Regions from separate parts of the Homo sapiens genome. Here region 2 is linked to region 1. Evidence: chromatin loops called from intact Hi-C (ENCODE). Cell type or tissue: heart right ventricle. All regions are shown on one strand.

Region 1 (8,000 bases):
ACAGCTGAGGCTCCTTTTGGGCAAAGGCTCAGAGGGCTCCAGCAGTCCCCATCCCTCTCAGAGGAGGGGCCACAGTCTAAACGCCCCAGCATTCCCAGGCCCTCCACACTGCGCCCTTCCCACTCCACCAGCTCTGCCCTGCCGCGCCCTAGCGACCCCAGGTGCACCCACCTCAGGGCTCCTCCATATGCTGCTCCCTCTGCCCAGAACGCCCTTCCCTGTGTGGCCACGCCGGGCCTGCCCTTTCCCAGCTCTTACCATCTTCCACTGCCCAGCCATTCACCTGTTTACCCAACCCATCCTGCCTCCTGCACCAGTCTGCAAGCCCCATCGCCACAGGGATTACTGCACACCTGCTCCAAGTGTGGCTCACATACTTCAGGACCCCCCACAGTTCCCTGGGCCCATCCTGGACCTACTTGATACTACTTAGGGGGAATGAACTAGGGAATGTGGATTTTCAGCAGCTCTGGGAGGGAATGCTTGCACATTGGTGTCTGAAAATCGAGCTGAGTGCATGCTCAGGGAGGAAGCCTTTGCCCTTCCCCACCCCACGTGTTCACAGAGCCTGGGGCGCAGAAGCCATGGCTTTGGGGCAGTTTGGCTTGGTGCCAGGCTCAGGAAAAATGTGCAGACAGGAGACCAAGGCCCAGTCCTATGGAGTGCACAGCCCCTGGGCACACAGGCCCAGCTTGCACCAGGCTGGCAAGAGGAGGAGGCATGGAGGATGGGCTCCTGAGGCTGACTTGGGGGTGCAGTGTTCCTACTCCTGGGGAAGCAGAACAGGCCAGGTTCTGGGTCGCAGTCCCGAATACCAGCCAACTCTAAGTGTCTCAGAGCATCTACGGGTGCACGATGGTTGGACTGGTTCCCATGGGCTATCTGCCGGCGAACCAGACTCTGCTCTCAGGGACATGCAGGCGGGAAGGAAGGAGGGCAGGCGGAGGCACCTCCTTCCTCCCAGCTCAGCGTCTCTGTGAGGGCTTCCTGCTGGCCCTCCTTCAAGGAGGACAGATGGCTGCCGGGATGCAGCCAGCGGTCTGTGAAATCAGACAGCATACACACAAACTGAGGCTGCGAGGGCCCACAGGATCAGCGCCATCCTACCTGTGGCCTTCTGCCATCCTCCACCTCTTCCAAACACCTGCTCCTCCTCTCTCTTCCCCAAGGAAAGAAAGGAAGGCAAAGGGCGAGATGATTTCTCAGACTTTGAATGCAAGTTTTGGCTTTTGCCTCAACTTCCAGATGTGAAATAAACAAGCAGCTTTAAAAATATAATTTGTTAGAAAGATGTAATTTGGTGCTTCTGAGCAATTCAATGATTTAATGAGCCCAGATGGATGTGGGCTGAATTTATACGAGACAAGTGTTTAACGTTTCTGTCCAGATCATTCCAAGACTCTGAGCTGTTCTTCCTGCTGCAGGAAAGTAATTGATACTCCCCGTTATAGACACAGAGCGCCGTTGTCGTGTCCGTGTCAGCAGCTGAGGATGACAGCTACTCCCAGGTCACAACTGTGCGTCATAAATCAGCAAGCAACTCTGCCCTGCTGAGTATAATTAAGGTTATGGCAACCACAGCTAATTTTCAGACACAGGGCTCAAGGAATCCAAATGGGCAAAATCAGAATGAATTCTCATTCCATTATTATTACCATTAGCTCTGTGTGCGAGGTTTGGATGTTCTGCTTTCCTTGGGGGTCGTCTGCTTCCCTCCCTGACAACAGAGTCTGCAAAGTGGCCCTCCATGTGGTAGCCTTTTCAGAGCACTTGCTCCAACACAGGAAGACGAATGAGCCCCTGAGTCCATGGAATGTGCTGGTAACAGAGTGGTGTCTGCTAGGAACTTGGGGATAAGAATACTTCTATACCCTGGACACTAAACTGTAATATCAACACACATATTAGTTGTTTATGGCTATAACGAATGACCATAAATGTAGTGGCATCATACTATAAAAATATATTATAGTTCCGTCCATCAGAACTCCAACGTGGTCTCACTGGGCCAAAATCAAGGCATCTGCAAGGCTGGTTCCTCCTGCAGGCTCTAGGGTAGAAGCTGTTTCCTTGCCTTTCCAGTTGCTAGAAGCTGCCTTCATCCCTTCTCTGGAGGCTTCTTCCTCCATCTTCAAAGGGGAGTGCTCACATCATGCCACTCTGACCTTCTCCTCTGCCTCTCTCTTCTACTCATAAGGACCCTTTGTGATTACACAGGGCCCACCTGGATAATCCCGGGTAATCTCTTTATTTTAAAGTCAGCTGGTTAGCAACTTTAATTCCATCTGCAACCTGATTTCTCTTTGCCATGTATGGTAACATAGTCATGAGTTTTTAGGGTTTAGGGCATAGACATCTTTGGGGGCCATTATTCTGCTCACCACACACATAATGGATCAGATCAAGGAACGCTGAAATCCTAACAAAGCCATATAACTCACAGGCCATCAAGAGCTGAGGATGAGCTGATCCGATGTGAACATCTGGGGAGAAGCAGGTCAAAGGGGCAGGAGTCGGCCAGGCCGTGCTGCAGGTGCCCTCACCCTCACTGACTTACTATTATCATAGATGTCACAGCATATGTTACTATTAGAGAGGTCATAGTGAAAGGTGAAGCCAGCTGGACTTCCTGGGTCGAGTGGGGACTTGGAGAACTTTTCTTTCTTATGAGAGGATTGTAAAATGCACCAATCAGCACTGCAGCTAGGAGTGTAAAATGCACCAATCAGCACTCTGTAGCTAGCAAGAGGATTGTAAAATGCACCAATCAGCACTCTGTAAAATGCACCAATCAGCGCTCTGTAGCTAGCAAGAGGATTATAAAATGCAGCAATTAGTGCTCTGTAAAACGCGCCAATCAGCACTCTGTAAAATGCACCAATCCGCACTCTGTAAAATGCACCAATCAGCAGGATCCTAAAAGTAGCCAATCACAGGGAGGATGGAAAAAAGGGCGTTCTGATAGGACAAAAACAGAACATGGGAGGGGACAAATAAGGGAATAAAAGCTGGCCACCCCAGGGCAACCCGGTGGGTCCCCTTCCATGTGGAAGCTTTGTCCTTTGCTCTTCACCGCGAAGGTCTGTGGCTCAATTCTTGAAGTCAGTGAGACCACGAACCCACCAGGAACCAACTCTGGACACAATAGCATATATTATTATTGTTGTGTTTAGTGTGCACTCATACTTTTTCTGGTGTTAATCTAGGTGATTTACAAGTATTATACCCAGACATGTATTATTATCCCCATTTTATGTATGTGGAAACTAGGACTATAAAAATGAAGAAAGGGGGCCAGGTGCAGTGGCTCACGCCTCACGCCCAGCACTCTGGGAATCCGAGGTGGGCGGATCACTTGTGGCCATGAGTTTGAGACCAGCCTGGCTAACATGGCGAAACCCCGTCTCTACTAAAAATACAAAAATCAGCCAGGCATGTCAGTGGACGCCTGTAATCAATCCCAGCTACTTGGGAAGCTGGGCACAAGAATTGCTTAAATCTGGGAGGCGGAGGTTGCAGTGGGCCAAGATTGCACCGCTGCACACTCCAGCAGACAGAGTGAGACTTTGTCTCAAAAAAAAAAAAAAAAAAAAAAAAAAAAAAAAGGAATGAAAGATATTCAGGATGAAATGGCCGGTAGGTGGCCCAGAGTGTCTGTCTACTCAAAGCCTCTCTACGATACTTGATACTGCCAAGGTGCAGAAGAGCCAGGAGGCAGGCATCCAGTGGGCAGGAGGGGCTGGTCCCAGAACTCAGCTTGCCTGGCCCTGCACCAGAACAGACCAGGGTTGGTGTAGCTGGGGAACTGGGGCATTAGACGGTTCTAACCTGATGCCATGTGCATTTGCTGCCTGCATTTCCCATGACCACACCCGTATTCTGAGTTCCACAAGCAACTTCTGGAAATTCAGCTCCCTCTGCACATAGTCCGCAGGACAAGAATATGCCAGACACCTAAAGATGAGGTCCTCTTGGAAGGAACGGGGCATGGCCCTCTAGGTGACTTACACCCCAGGCTCGTGGGCTTGGCTCATAAGTCTACTTACGAGACTGGCCTGCTGCCTGCCAGCTGCTGGGGCAGGGCAGCTGAGCCTGCCAGCCTCGCTGACCCGGCCCCAGATTGCTGCTCACAGTACACTCCCCTAGTCCTTTCTCAGAGGAGCTCCCTCTGCAGCACCTTCTACTTGAATGTCCTTCCTCTGAGAGTGGAGAGGAGAGCAGCGCCCGCTCTCTTTCCAGAGTCTTGAAAGAGATGGTTGAGATCTGGAGGAGTCTGGGCACAGGAAAGGCCCAAGAAATGCAGGCAGCAACACTGCCCATTCCTCCTTGGCATTTTGGGGTGGAAACCTTGACCCTGACAGCCCATACTGCCCTGCTGCCTGCATTCCCACTTTCATGATCACAGGTGGGCCTTGCACACCTGAGGCCCTCCAGGAGTGCTTGGCAGCTGAGTGTTCTGGCCCCACTGCAGGGACTCTCACCTCTGCACAGGGCGCAGCCCAGCAGCTCCTCCTCCAAAGTAAGCCTGGAAGTAAGTTTTACTCACAAGTCTGCAGGGCCCAAGTCCAAGTGCTCTCTGGTGCTGTCCCAGCCCGAGGAGTCAGCATTTTCCCAGTCATGCCCTCAGCTCCGACCTGCTAGGGCTCCCCAGGATACCAGGCAGCCTGTGGCTACCATGTTGAGGGGAGGGGGCACTTCTGGGGCTCATGAGCAGTTTGGTTTCAGGCTGTTTTTTGGAAACACTTCTCTTTAATGAGTGCTACAGAGTGCTTGGGTGCAAGGAGCCACCAAAGAGTCTCTGGGTACAATGACCCCTGATTAGATGGAACACTCAGAGAACGGGAGTGAGTCTCTGAATTTTCTAATTCATCAGAGATGCCCATGACTTTATAGAAACAGGGTCTTTCAATACTTTTTATTGAGGTGTCTGGAAGTCATGTCTTTGAAGATAAAGTTGAGGGGTCTGGGGAAGAAGGATCCTAGGGGAGACATGAGAACAGCTTTGAACTATCCCAAAGTCTGTCATTCTCACGAGCCGGCAGACCAACTCTGTGACTCCAGACAAGGGCCAGGACCCATCCGGAAAACACAGGCAGCAGGTGTTGGTCCCATGAAGGGAGGTTCTGATGCGGAGGAGACTCCTTAGGAGAGGATGAGAGGTGGAGGAAGTGGAGGAGGAGGAGAGAAGGAAAGAGAAGGTGGGTGTGTGTTGTGTGTCTGAATATGTGTTTGTATTATGTGGTTGCTTGATGTACAATTTGTGTATAGTGTGTGTATCTGTGTGTTATGTGTGTTTGCCTGGTGTGTGTGCAGTGCATGTTTGGTGTGCAGTGTGTGTGTCTGCATAATGTATATGGTGTGTGTTTATGGTGTGTATGTATGGTGTGTGGTGTGTGTATGGTGTGTGATGTGTTTGTATAATATGTGTGTGTATGGTGTGTGTTTGCAGCATGTGTGGGGTGTGNGTTTGCAGTGTGTGTGGTTTGTGTGTATTGTGTGTGGGGTGTGTGCAGTGTGTATGGTATGTATGTGTATGGTGTGTGAAGGGTGTGGGTATGCAATGGTGTGTGTGAGGTATGTGTTTGTATGGTGTATGTGGGGTATGTGTTTGTATGTATAGTGTATGTGGAGTGTGTTTGCACATGTGTGTAGTCTGTGTTTGCATGATGTATGTGTGGTGTGTGTGGTGTCTGTACCATGTGTGTTTGCAGTGTGTGGCATGTGTCTGTTTGTATGACGTATGTGGGGTGTGTTTGTATGGTGTACGTATATTTGCATGGTGTGCATGGTGTGTGTTTCTATGGTGTACGTGGGGTGTGTGTTTGCAGTGTGTGTGGTGCGTGTGTATATGCTGTATGTGTAATGTGTGAGTGTTTATATGATATATGTGTGGTGTGTGTGTTTGCATGGCGTATGTGTGGTGTATGTGTTTTGTATGATGTATGTGGGGTATGTGTGTTTATATGATGTATCTGTGGTGTATGTGTATGTTTGTATGTATGGTGTATGTGTGGTGTGTGTGTTTGTATGATGTATGTGGGGTATGTGTTTGTATGGTGTATGTGTGGTGAGTGTATGTTTGCACAGTGTGGTGTGCAGTGTGAACCCAGTCCCCCAAGGGCCTGGGGCCCTGTAGAGGGGAAGGCACTTCTCCCTGTGGGTGTGGCTGTAGGGGCTGGGACTGGCATGGCAGTGCTGATGGATCTGCAGGACCCAACAATGGTGCAGCCCCTGGAGGAGCTGTGACATGTCCCACGATGTCCACAAGCTGATAATAGGCCCTGTGACTACACAGGACTGGGGGTGCTGCTGACTGCGCACCCTACAGAGAGGTAGCTCAGGGCGTGGGCCATGAGGTCAGAAAGTCCTCAGCTGAATCTCTGGCTTGGCCACTAACTAGCTGTGTGATCTTGGGCCAGTTACCTAGCCTTTTACAAAACCTCGGTTTCCTCATCTGTAAAACGAGGATAACTGATTTCATAGGGTTCGTGGGAAGGTTCACTGAGACTACACACATGTAGCGCTTGGGGAAACATAGAAGGCAGGGCCTGGCTGTCCTGGGCATGCGTAGCCGGAATCCATGCCCACTGCTGAGTGTTCTGAACGTCACCCCTGTGCAGAACACCCAGCTCTTGTGATGCTAACAGCAGGTGTACATGCGACTTCCGTTCTCACTGGTTAGCAGAAGTCAGTAGCTGCGGGTTCTGCAGAGAGCCCTGTCCACTCTGGAGCCCCAGGCCTAGCCCCATAGGCTTGGCGCTAGGCATCATCTCTGTCAGGGCTGGCAAACTGCGCCTGCGGCTAATTTGTGTAGTCTTAGAGCTGTGAATGTTGTCACATTTTGAAATGGTTGAAAAAGAAATCAGAAGACTATTTCATGACCTACGAAAATTGTACGAAATTTAAATTTCAGTGTCCACAAGTAGGGGTTTACTGGGACACCGGCCCATTCATCTACATACAGTGTGTGGCCACGCTTCCACCGTGAAGGCAGAGGACGTGGTCACCACAGACACAGCAGGACTGCAACATCTGCAGTGTTTACCATCTGGCCCTTGACGAAGAACCTGTGAAGCTAGAAAACTATACAGAAGAATATGTGAGGATAGAAAACTAGACCTCTGATCTAGATAGACCCCGTCTCATTCCCCACCTGGCACTGGGAATGGCGTCTGGGAGGGCAGCAGGTGTTCAGGGCAGAGGCTGCCTTCCCGGGTTGCAGGCACCCGAACGGCCAAGGGAGGAAAGGTTCTGGCAGAAACACCAGGACTGTCTTTTTGGGAGGTTGTTTGTGTTTTATTATTTCAGCAATGTTACAATGTGTAGGCACTCAGTAAGGATCATATCTTTCTACCATCCTAACCTGACAGCCATCGTATCTCTCTGTGATGCCTCCAGCTTTTACCTGAGAGCCCTTTTAGGATGGATAACTCACACAGGGGGATCCAAGCCAGGTACGCCTCTAGCCCCAGGTGAAACCCAAGCACCTGCAGCCCCACAGCCCACAGCCTTAGTGGGCCATGTTGCCTCAACCAGACTCAGTTTCCAGATCGGTAAAAACCTAGGCTGAACTATGTGAAGTTGCTAGTAAGCATCGAAATGAATGAATATGGGCAATTTCAAAGGGTTCAGTCTGACGGACTATATACCCTTGAAGCCATGATAATTCAAGGGATATAGACTTGAAGCCGTCTTGAGTAACATCACAATTCTAAGACGCCGAGTGGGTTGAGGCTTGCGAGGGAAGAGCTGCTCCCTGAGTGGGACACATAGGCCCACTGGGGACTCAGCCCAGGGGCCTGCTCCAGGATCCCCCAGGGTTGAGGGGGCACAGACCACTCACTGCCTAGTCTCCCACTATTTGCACTCAGAAACACTTGGTCCTGACACATTTCCTGATGGCTCCTTTGCAATCCCAAACTCAGGAATCAGATGGATGCAGAACATGAAATAACACTCCAGTTCCCAGACTCGTTTCATCCAGCACTCACCACCCAAGC
Region 2 (8,000 bases), 84 kb after region 1:
CAGAGGCCATGGGCTCAGTGCTGGACACGCAGTGTTTGGTGTGCCTGGAGATGTCTCAGTGTGGATGATGAGGGTGCTGGTAATGCCAATCAGGAGCTCAGAAGGGACTGGCCTGGGCAGCAGATCTGGGGTCATGTATGTATAGCTGATCTATGAGGCAATGCAGTCTTGTGGCAAAGCCCTTAGCTCCCAGGTGTGTGACCTGTGTTTGTGACCGTAGCCAAGATGGCGTCTGTGAGCCTCTGATTGCTCCTCGTGTCCATTGAGGGTCATGAACTTCTGCTCTGACCATGATGGTAACAGGGGCCAGGTTTACCCTCCTGCCTGAAAAAACTGAAAAACCAGATGAAACCTGAATCAATAGCTCCCAAGACTATAGAAATCAAGCAGTGGAGGACAGAGTCCCCAAGACATGAGAAGATGGGGTTGTGGCAGCTTGCATGGTCTAGACAGCTGGAGTATGAAGTCAGACAACCCACAGGCTATAAAGCAGTCACTCTAAGTACACAGAATAGGCCCTCAACAAAGGCTCGTGATCGTTGTCCTGAAGCCAACAGGGTAGACGGTGCAGTGGCCTGGGAGACAGTGAGGAGGGAGCATGCCCTGGCCCCATCTGCGGGACACCACCCAGAAGAGGGCCCTGAAGGAGGCCAAGATGGGGCAGCCCAATAAACAGAAGGAGACCCATAGCCCAGGGGAGATGGTGCTTCAGAGGGAATGTCATTGTCCATTGAGCTGCATGCTGTGGAATGGCCAAGGAAGCCAAGGACCTAGAAGGACCCACTGGTCTTGGGAATGCTGACATGCACAGGCGCTTCCTGGGGCAGGTGACTGCCCCTGCTGGACCACTGGTGGGGAGTTACACCTCTTGATCCCACTCATGGGATGCGGAAGACCCCAGTGTGCTCCCTGCAGGGAAAGCCCTCACTCCTGGCTTGGGCCAGTGGACCCACAGTCCCCTGGTTTCTGTCCCATTCTGCCATAGTTAGTAACAGAGAAGTCTGCAAACTCAGGTCCTACAAGGCATGGCCCTCATGACATGTCTATGCTGTGTGGAGGGCTGGTGGGGGCAGGCGTGCTGCCCCAGAGCACAGAATAGGGAGGGGAATGTGGGGGCCAGAGACGTTCTCATACAGCCCCAGGTCCTGGTGATTTGGGCTTGTAGACAAAGCTGTTCTCCATTCTAGAGCGGGAGAGACAGACAGGAAGACACAGAGACACAGAGAGAGACAGAGGTAGACAGACAGAGATAGAAAGAGACAGACAGACAGAGACAGGGCAGGAAAAAAAGCCTGTAGCCCCGGCAGTTTCCTGTTAAGAATGAATCCTAAAATAACCAGACAGGCCTGGGGTGGTGGCTCACGCCTGTAATCCCAGAACTTTGGGAGGCCAAGGCAAGCAGATCACCTGAGGTCAGGAGTTCGAGACCAGCCTGGCCAACATGGTGAAACCCTGTCTCTACTAAAATACAAAAATTAGCTGGGCATTGTGGCAAGCACCTGTAATCCCAGTTACTTGGGAGGCTCAGGCAGGAGAATCGTTTGAACCCATGAGGCGGAGGTTGCAGTGAGCTGAGATCACGCCACTGCACTCCAGCCTGGGCGACAGAGCAAGACTCTATCTCAAAAAATATATATATAAAATAATGATAATCAGACAAGTCAGAAAGGAGGTACAGGTAAGGATTTCGCAGCAGCACTGTTTATGATACGAAAAACCTGCACTCCTGAAGTTCCAGGGTGTGGGGCTGGCAGGCTGACAAGGACACAGAATGCCCCACTGCCGCCTGTGCCGTGGTCTCCATGGACAGGCCTGGAGGGCCATGTAGGGTATGCAGAGTGGAAATGGAGGTGACAGCATTGCATATGAAGGCTTATCTAATTTCTGACAGTGATACGTGTATTTTCATGGCAAGAAGTCAGGAAACTTACATACCAAACCATAACTTTGCTCCTTTGGGGAGTTGCCTTTTGGGATAATTTTATTATTTTTTAATCTACACTTTAATATCAAGTGACAATGGTTTCCTGAAACATTTCCACAGTGGTATGAGAAGAATAACAGAGTTAACACTTGAGGTCTGGCTGACGGTAAGCCCGTATCTTTCTCGATCCCCCATGTGCCATCTTTGTCAGGGGATCCTGGGAGCTGACAAAGGGCAGGGGTGACCCTGCAGCACCAGCAGGGGCTGGGCTGGCAGTTCTGTGCTCCCAGGCACTGGCACTCTGCTCTGCAGCAGCGGGAAGAGTGGGAACCTAAGATGATAGGCACGCACTGGTCCTGCTGTTGTTACCATGCCTGCTGTCCTGTTCAGATAAATGCTCCAGAAACAGCCAAGCTGTCCCAAACCAGCATAGCACAAGCAAAGCACAGCCAGAGCCACGCTGGGGCCACACTGGGAGGGTGGCCTGCCTGAAGCCTGCCCCGGCACTTGGATCTCCACCTCCCAATGTCCTGGAGCTGCTCAAGCCATACTCCAATGAAAGGGGGGCAATGTGTTTGGCCAGGAGAGACCAAGGAGACTGTGTTTTGTCTGCTGGGCAGAGGCTGAAGGCTAGGCTGAGAGTGCACACTGTGCGGAGCACACGCATCGTGGACCACGGCGGCCGAAGGCTCACCATCCCATCTGTGCCGGCATCCACCGACTGCCCTGCGTGAGTCCAACGTAAAGCAACCCACAGGGCTCGGTGTCAGGAGGCTCGGGAGGGCTCAGCCAAGGAACCTGAGGTGTGGACAGTGGGAGCTGCCACAGGGCCCATTCAGGGGTCTGGGGCCTTGGCCACCCTGACACAGGCTGTCCCTAAAGACAGCAGGAGGGAGACATTCTGCCGGCTTCACTGGAATCCTGGCCTTCAGCTGACACTTGATATGGCAAAAGCTCCAAGCAAATATGTGGGATTTAACAGTAAGCTATTACTTAGAGCTGGAATGAAGAGCAGAGAGAGGTCAGATGTGTGGAAATGCTTTTTCCCAAAGGTCAAGATGAAGAATGCCTAAAACTGACATGGCTGAGCGTGGCTCCCGTGTGGCCGGCCTTCCTAGCATGGGTGTGTGGTGTGGTACCCAGGGCGAGGGGTGCGAGGGACATCCTGCTGTGTAGGAGGCAACGCTGGGCTGGGCTCTGCCCTCAGGGATATGAAAACTAAAAGTACAAAGAAATGAGTGGCACACTGGTCGTGGCTTCCCGATGCTGATGGGGTCAGTCCATCCTCTGAATCTGGTCTCTGTTGCTACGGATGCAAACGAGCAGCAATTTGCTGGTGGCCAAGGTGGGAGGGGGTCAGGGGTCCTCCCACTGACAGGCTCAGCAGCACGCTACTGGGGGCCACAGGCCCAGCTGTACAGAATGTGACTCCCAAGAACACGAGGCCTGCTGAGGGGCAGAGATGAGCAGCCACTGCTAACCCTGGCAGGAACTAACTGCAGGGAAAGGGGCCTCTCCTTTAAATGACTGTAATTGGGAACTCCTGAGTAAAGGCACAGACTTCCACACGGCCAGCATCCTGCAAAGCCTGAGCTGCGCACTGCCTGGATGTACTTTCAGCCCCCAACCAATGGCGCCTCTCCCCTGAAGTATTCATAACGAGGTTGAGAGTTGCTGACTGTGACACCAGGGACTTGAGGGCTCCTTGCCTCCAGCTCCAACCATGGTGCTTGGCCCTGGACGCAGGCCTGGCTTCCTCCTAACCACGAGCCACCTCTCTGATGCTGCTTTGATTTTTAATGGCTTAATTTTAAATGATTCTAGGCCTTAAGGGATTAGTAAAGACTTGGCAGGAGTGAGGGAGTCAGCCAGTGATAAAACAAGAAAAGAGAAAGAGCTCCAGGTGCCTTTGAGTAAAAATAACTGGGGACACAGCCCTCAGACAGATGTTCATCCTATCTCCAAGATCATCCAATGGAAATCTCTGCTCCGACTTCAAAGCCAAGTGCAGCCCTGTCTCCCACGAAGTCGCGCCTAGCAGCCCATGCCCAGGAAAGGGCTCTGACTATAATAAAGTACGTTTGCACCACGGTCTTTTTAAAAGGCTCCATAATGGATACCTGCCAGGATTTGGCCTAGGCAAGTGGACACACATGTTCCGAAGGAGCTGGCTGACATGCAGTGGCCCAGTTCTCTGAGTCACTGACCCTACAGAACAACTCCAGCAATCCCTCCCTCGGGCAGGATGCTCAACAACACAGCCTGTGAGCATTTCACATGAGCCCAGTAGTGCAAGGTCGGCTGGCAGGGCTACAGGTAGGAGAGGATGGCCTGTCTGATGGAACTTAGCACAAGCAAACAGTAAAGTGACAGCGTGCACGCTGATGCTGCCCCCTGGGTGCACGGAGCTGCAGGGGCCCTCCGCACCGAGGTCAGGGCTGGAGCTCAGTCTGACTGTGCAGTGCCCTGGATCCAGGCAAGCTCCATTGCTCCTGCATCTCTCTCCCTGTCACAGAGCTCACAGGTGAATGGCACACAGCGCTGGAGCTGCTAGTCAGTAAAGATTGGGCTGTCATCTGTGACGGCGATGTGTTTCATCAAATTCCAGCCTCCCCTGGTTGGAAGCCTGGTGTCAGCAATGGCTGCAGTGCTGTGGCCGCGGTTCCCCGATTCTAAACCGCCAGGTTGTAACCAGACACTAGAGCCTCCTCCGCTGCATTTTAATGGGGCCCCTAAGCAGTGGCTGGGAACCAGGCCGTATTAGTTCCCTGCTGGGATTACTAAAAGGGAAAAAAGAGGGTCTGGGCGTTGGCAGGCTGTACGGGGGCTCCGAGTCTCTTTCTTTGACACTATGGAACAGATGAAGACCCCAAGAAGAAACATCTCCTCATTTAAATGTTTAATGTAAGTCCAGAAAACACTGTCATCACCCCAAGGAGCAGTGAAATGGGCATGCATTATTCATCACTCGCTACCACTCCATTACACGGGGTGTAAATCAGACCCTCATGAACTTGCTTCCCAAAGAAAACTCTAGAATAAAACATTTATGGCTGATTCTTCTGCTTGATTCTGCAAAGAGGAGCAAGCAGCTTGTGTAGCCAGAGGCCCCGCGTGCCTCTCGATCTCCCTCTCGGGGAGGGCAGTGGCCGGGGAGCCCCAGTGAGGGAGTCTGTCCTGGGAGAGGCAGCAGCCACGCCTTCTGCCCACATAACTTCAGCACTCTCAGCTGGTGAGGGGAACTGCTTGCTCACCACTGAAGATGGAGGCCAAAACTCCCCTCCACTGCTGCCCACAAGCCACCTGCCCCCGTAGGAGTTCCAAATTTGCTGCTGGATATTTAATTCTCACCCACAGGTTGGATCTGGCCCAGTGTTCTGCTTTTGTGAATAAAGTTTTATTGGCAGCCAGCCATGCCCACCATCCACTGCTGTCTCCAGCTGCTCTGATACTGCAGGGTGGAGCTGAGTCACTGCGGCAGATACTACCTGGCTGCAAAGTCTAGATTATTTACTATCTGGCTGCTTCCTTTAGAACGTTTGCTGCCCCTGCTCTAGGTGTCTATGATGAGAAGATGAACCTCTTCCCCTTTCTGCCTTTGTCTTACTGGGCCAATAACTGGAACCAAAAAGTGAAAGTTGTGATCAAAAGCTTAACAAGGAATTCCCACAATATTACTAAGGCGAATGGATCAAAACAGTGGAATATGGGAGGAGAACATCCACAACCCGACTCCAGTTTGGTGAATGAAAATCTCAAAACGTCAACAAGGAAAGGGGAGGTCTGTTAAGGAAGTTATAGGACCCCTTTCTCGCCTACCCGGGGCTTCCCAAGCCTCAGCTAAGAAGCAACCTATCTTGCCCTGGAGCCTTTCTTCTATCAGGAAGAGCCGTGGATGGCCTCCGCTCATGGCCTTCCTCACAGCTCTCACTCGCCTGTTGCCTCTGATGGTAGGAAGGCCCTGGACCCCCCTCCCTGTGCGCACCCATCAGGCCAGAGGCTTCTCCATCCAGCTTTGCATAAAAGGCACAATATTCATCCACATCCAACTGTGCATCCATTCTGTCTTCAAACAGAAAGTGCCTCCTTTACAGGCGGTGGCTGCAGGAGGGGTGGACTTTGAAAAATCCTTTTGTTCAGCTCTAATTCAGTGTGTCCGTCTATCCATCCTTCTGTCTGAGAGTGCCAGTGCGGGGCATTGCCTGTACAGAGAGGGAAAGCACTCTCTTGCCGCAGCGAAGCTCACGGGCTGGTAGAGGGGACAGCGAATGGGAGGACGAGGTCCTGAGAGCGAACCCGGCCTGGGCGTGAGCGCGTGTGGGACCCCGTTTTTCTCGCCTCCCAAACCCACACTGCATCCAGATAATGCCTGTGGGGAGGTAGGTGGTTTAGCCTGGAGCGGGAGGGCAGATGAGCTCTGGCAGAGGGAGGGTGAGGCAGTCAGGAGATCTGGGTGGAGAAGGTTCTTAGCTCCTCACAGTCCTCCCGTCCAGGGCCATCATGGGTCTTCACATTACAGCCCTGAGGACACCGACCTCAGTGGCCTGGTTTCCTCCTGCTTTACCTGTACTGATCGAGGCCCTTCCTCCTTTCCACCCTCTGAGGCATGGACTGTGTGCTAGTCTCCTGGTGGGTCCCATGGGGCCTACCGGTGGGCATTCATGAACAACCCTCTGTGGATCCCTGCAGGATGTGGCTTCAACAGCTGCTAGGACAAGGGAGTGACTCTTCTGTGCTGCTAGCCAGCAAGTGCCCACCCAGAGCTCCCGGATGCTCTCCAAATGCCAAGAAGACCCAAGGATCTTTCCTGACTCTGCCCAAGGATGGCCTGGAGGCACAGGCAGAAACCCGTGGATCTGGTTCCTAGCTCGTCATAGCAGCAAAAGAAACACTGCCAGCACCCTGCACTGTGATTGGTAAGCTTTGCAATCGACAAAAATCATCAGGACGCCAGGTCACAGGCAGCCACGGTGTCCTCTGTCCCCACTTAAAGGCCAGGATTGGTAAGTCATGGAGGTACAGCTATTTCCAGATTTGTAGAAGAAAGTTTTCTTGTATAAGATTCTCACAATGCAATTTTTTTTTTATTCATCCCAGGCTCACTTGGTACTTTGTTTTGCCTCCCTATAAGGCATGTAATTAAATTTATAACTTTCTGAAAATGCTAAAAATAAGCCCAGGTGCTCTGCTATGCAGGCAGCTTGTACTCTGCAGTTGAGAGCTGGAGCTGGAGCCGGAGTTTGCACAGCTTATAAGCAGTAAGTCTGGGGGCTGCCAGGCCTGAGGCAGGAAGGTCCTGCTTCAGCTCCTTCAGCTTTTCCCCAGCACTTCCTCCTGCTTGAAGCATCTGTCTGTCTGTCCTGTGGCAGAGATAATAAGACCCAGCCAACACAGGAAGCTGCATAGAGACAAATAGCAGGTGGTGATGCATTTTAAAGTTGCCCAGAAGCTTCCATAAGGAACTCTCCTCATTTACTTCTCAGACACGAAGAGACTTGAGAAATGCTGTCTTTTGATGTTCTCCCTGCTGAATTTCAAACACTTCCCCTTCCATTGATTTTAAAGGGTATGTTCCTAATTTCCAAGGGTTGCTTATTTGGAGGTAATTTGTAAGCCATGGTGCTCTCCAGAACAGAGAAGCTGGCAAGGGCCAATGAAGGTGCTGGTCCTGGCTGGACGGCGAGTCAGCCTGCATCTGACCACACTCTGGACCCAGCAAGAGCCCCTGCCCAGAGGCAGGACACTCATGGGCAGTATTAGTGGGTATATGCTTGCACACAGCAGTGCAAGCATAGCCGTCAGAGCCACACTAGCCTTACTTTGGAAAGGTGTCGTCTCTTCCTTTGAAGCTTCCCAACTTCTGTGCTCAGAAATGCAAACTTGCTGAGTTGCAGGGAAGTGGCACCTGGGGACGGTTCTCCTCAAGGCCCCGCTGGACTCCATGTGCCCACCCCTCAACAGGGCGGGGCTGTAAGATTGGCTTCGACCACTGAAATGCGCATGAGCAGAGGCTTCCATGTAGCCTCTGCACTGGTTGCTTCATTTCTGCCCCTGCTATGGTCCTGGAGACATTCTA

What was found. Peaks named below come from ENCODE experiments on the same cell type or tissue, not always from the same donor. Only the 100,000 strongest peaks of a DNase experiment are listed, where the experiment ranks them.
Region 2: it touches region 1 in a loop (2.0-fold over the local background); 3 of 110 quality-filtered maps call a loop at or near these places.

The regions. Positions count from the first base shown.
Region 1 is chr2:109,491,083-109,499,082 of GRCh38, reverse strand. All of the region lies in intron 9 of SH3RF3 (SH3 domain containing ring finger 3), which reads right to left. It also overlaps a transcript of RANBP2 not described here. Among named protein-coding and RNA genes, the nearest start is that of SEPTIN10, 120 kb to the left of the region's middle. In heart right ventricle, a CTCF peak has its summit at 3,638 (motif pointing right); DNase peaks (open chromatin) are centred at 1,023 and 3,712; H3K27ac peaks cover 1,770 bases.
Region 2 is chr2:109,406,757-109,414,756 of GRCh38, reverse strand. The region is part of intron 4 of SH3RF3 (SH3 domain containing ring finger 3); the gene reads right to left. It also overlaps a transcript of RANBP2 not described here. Among named protein-coding and RNA genes, the nearest start is that of MIR4266, 97 kb to the right of the region's middle. In heart right ventricle, no CTCF peak of the experiment used is centred here; a DNase peak (open chromatin) is centred at 4,132.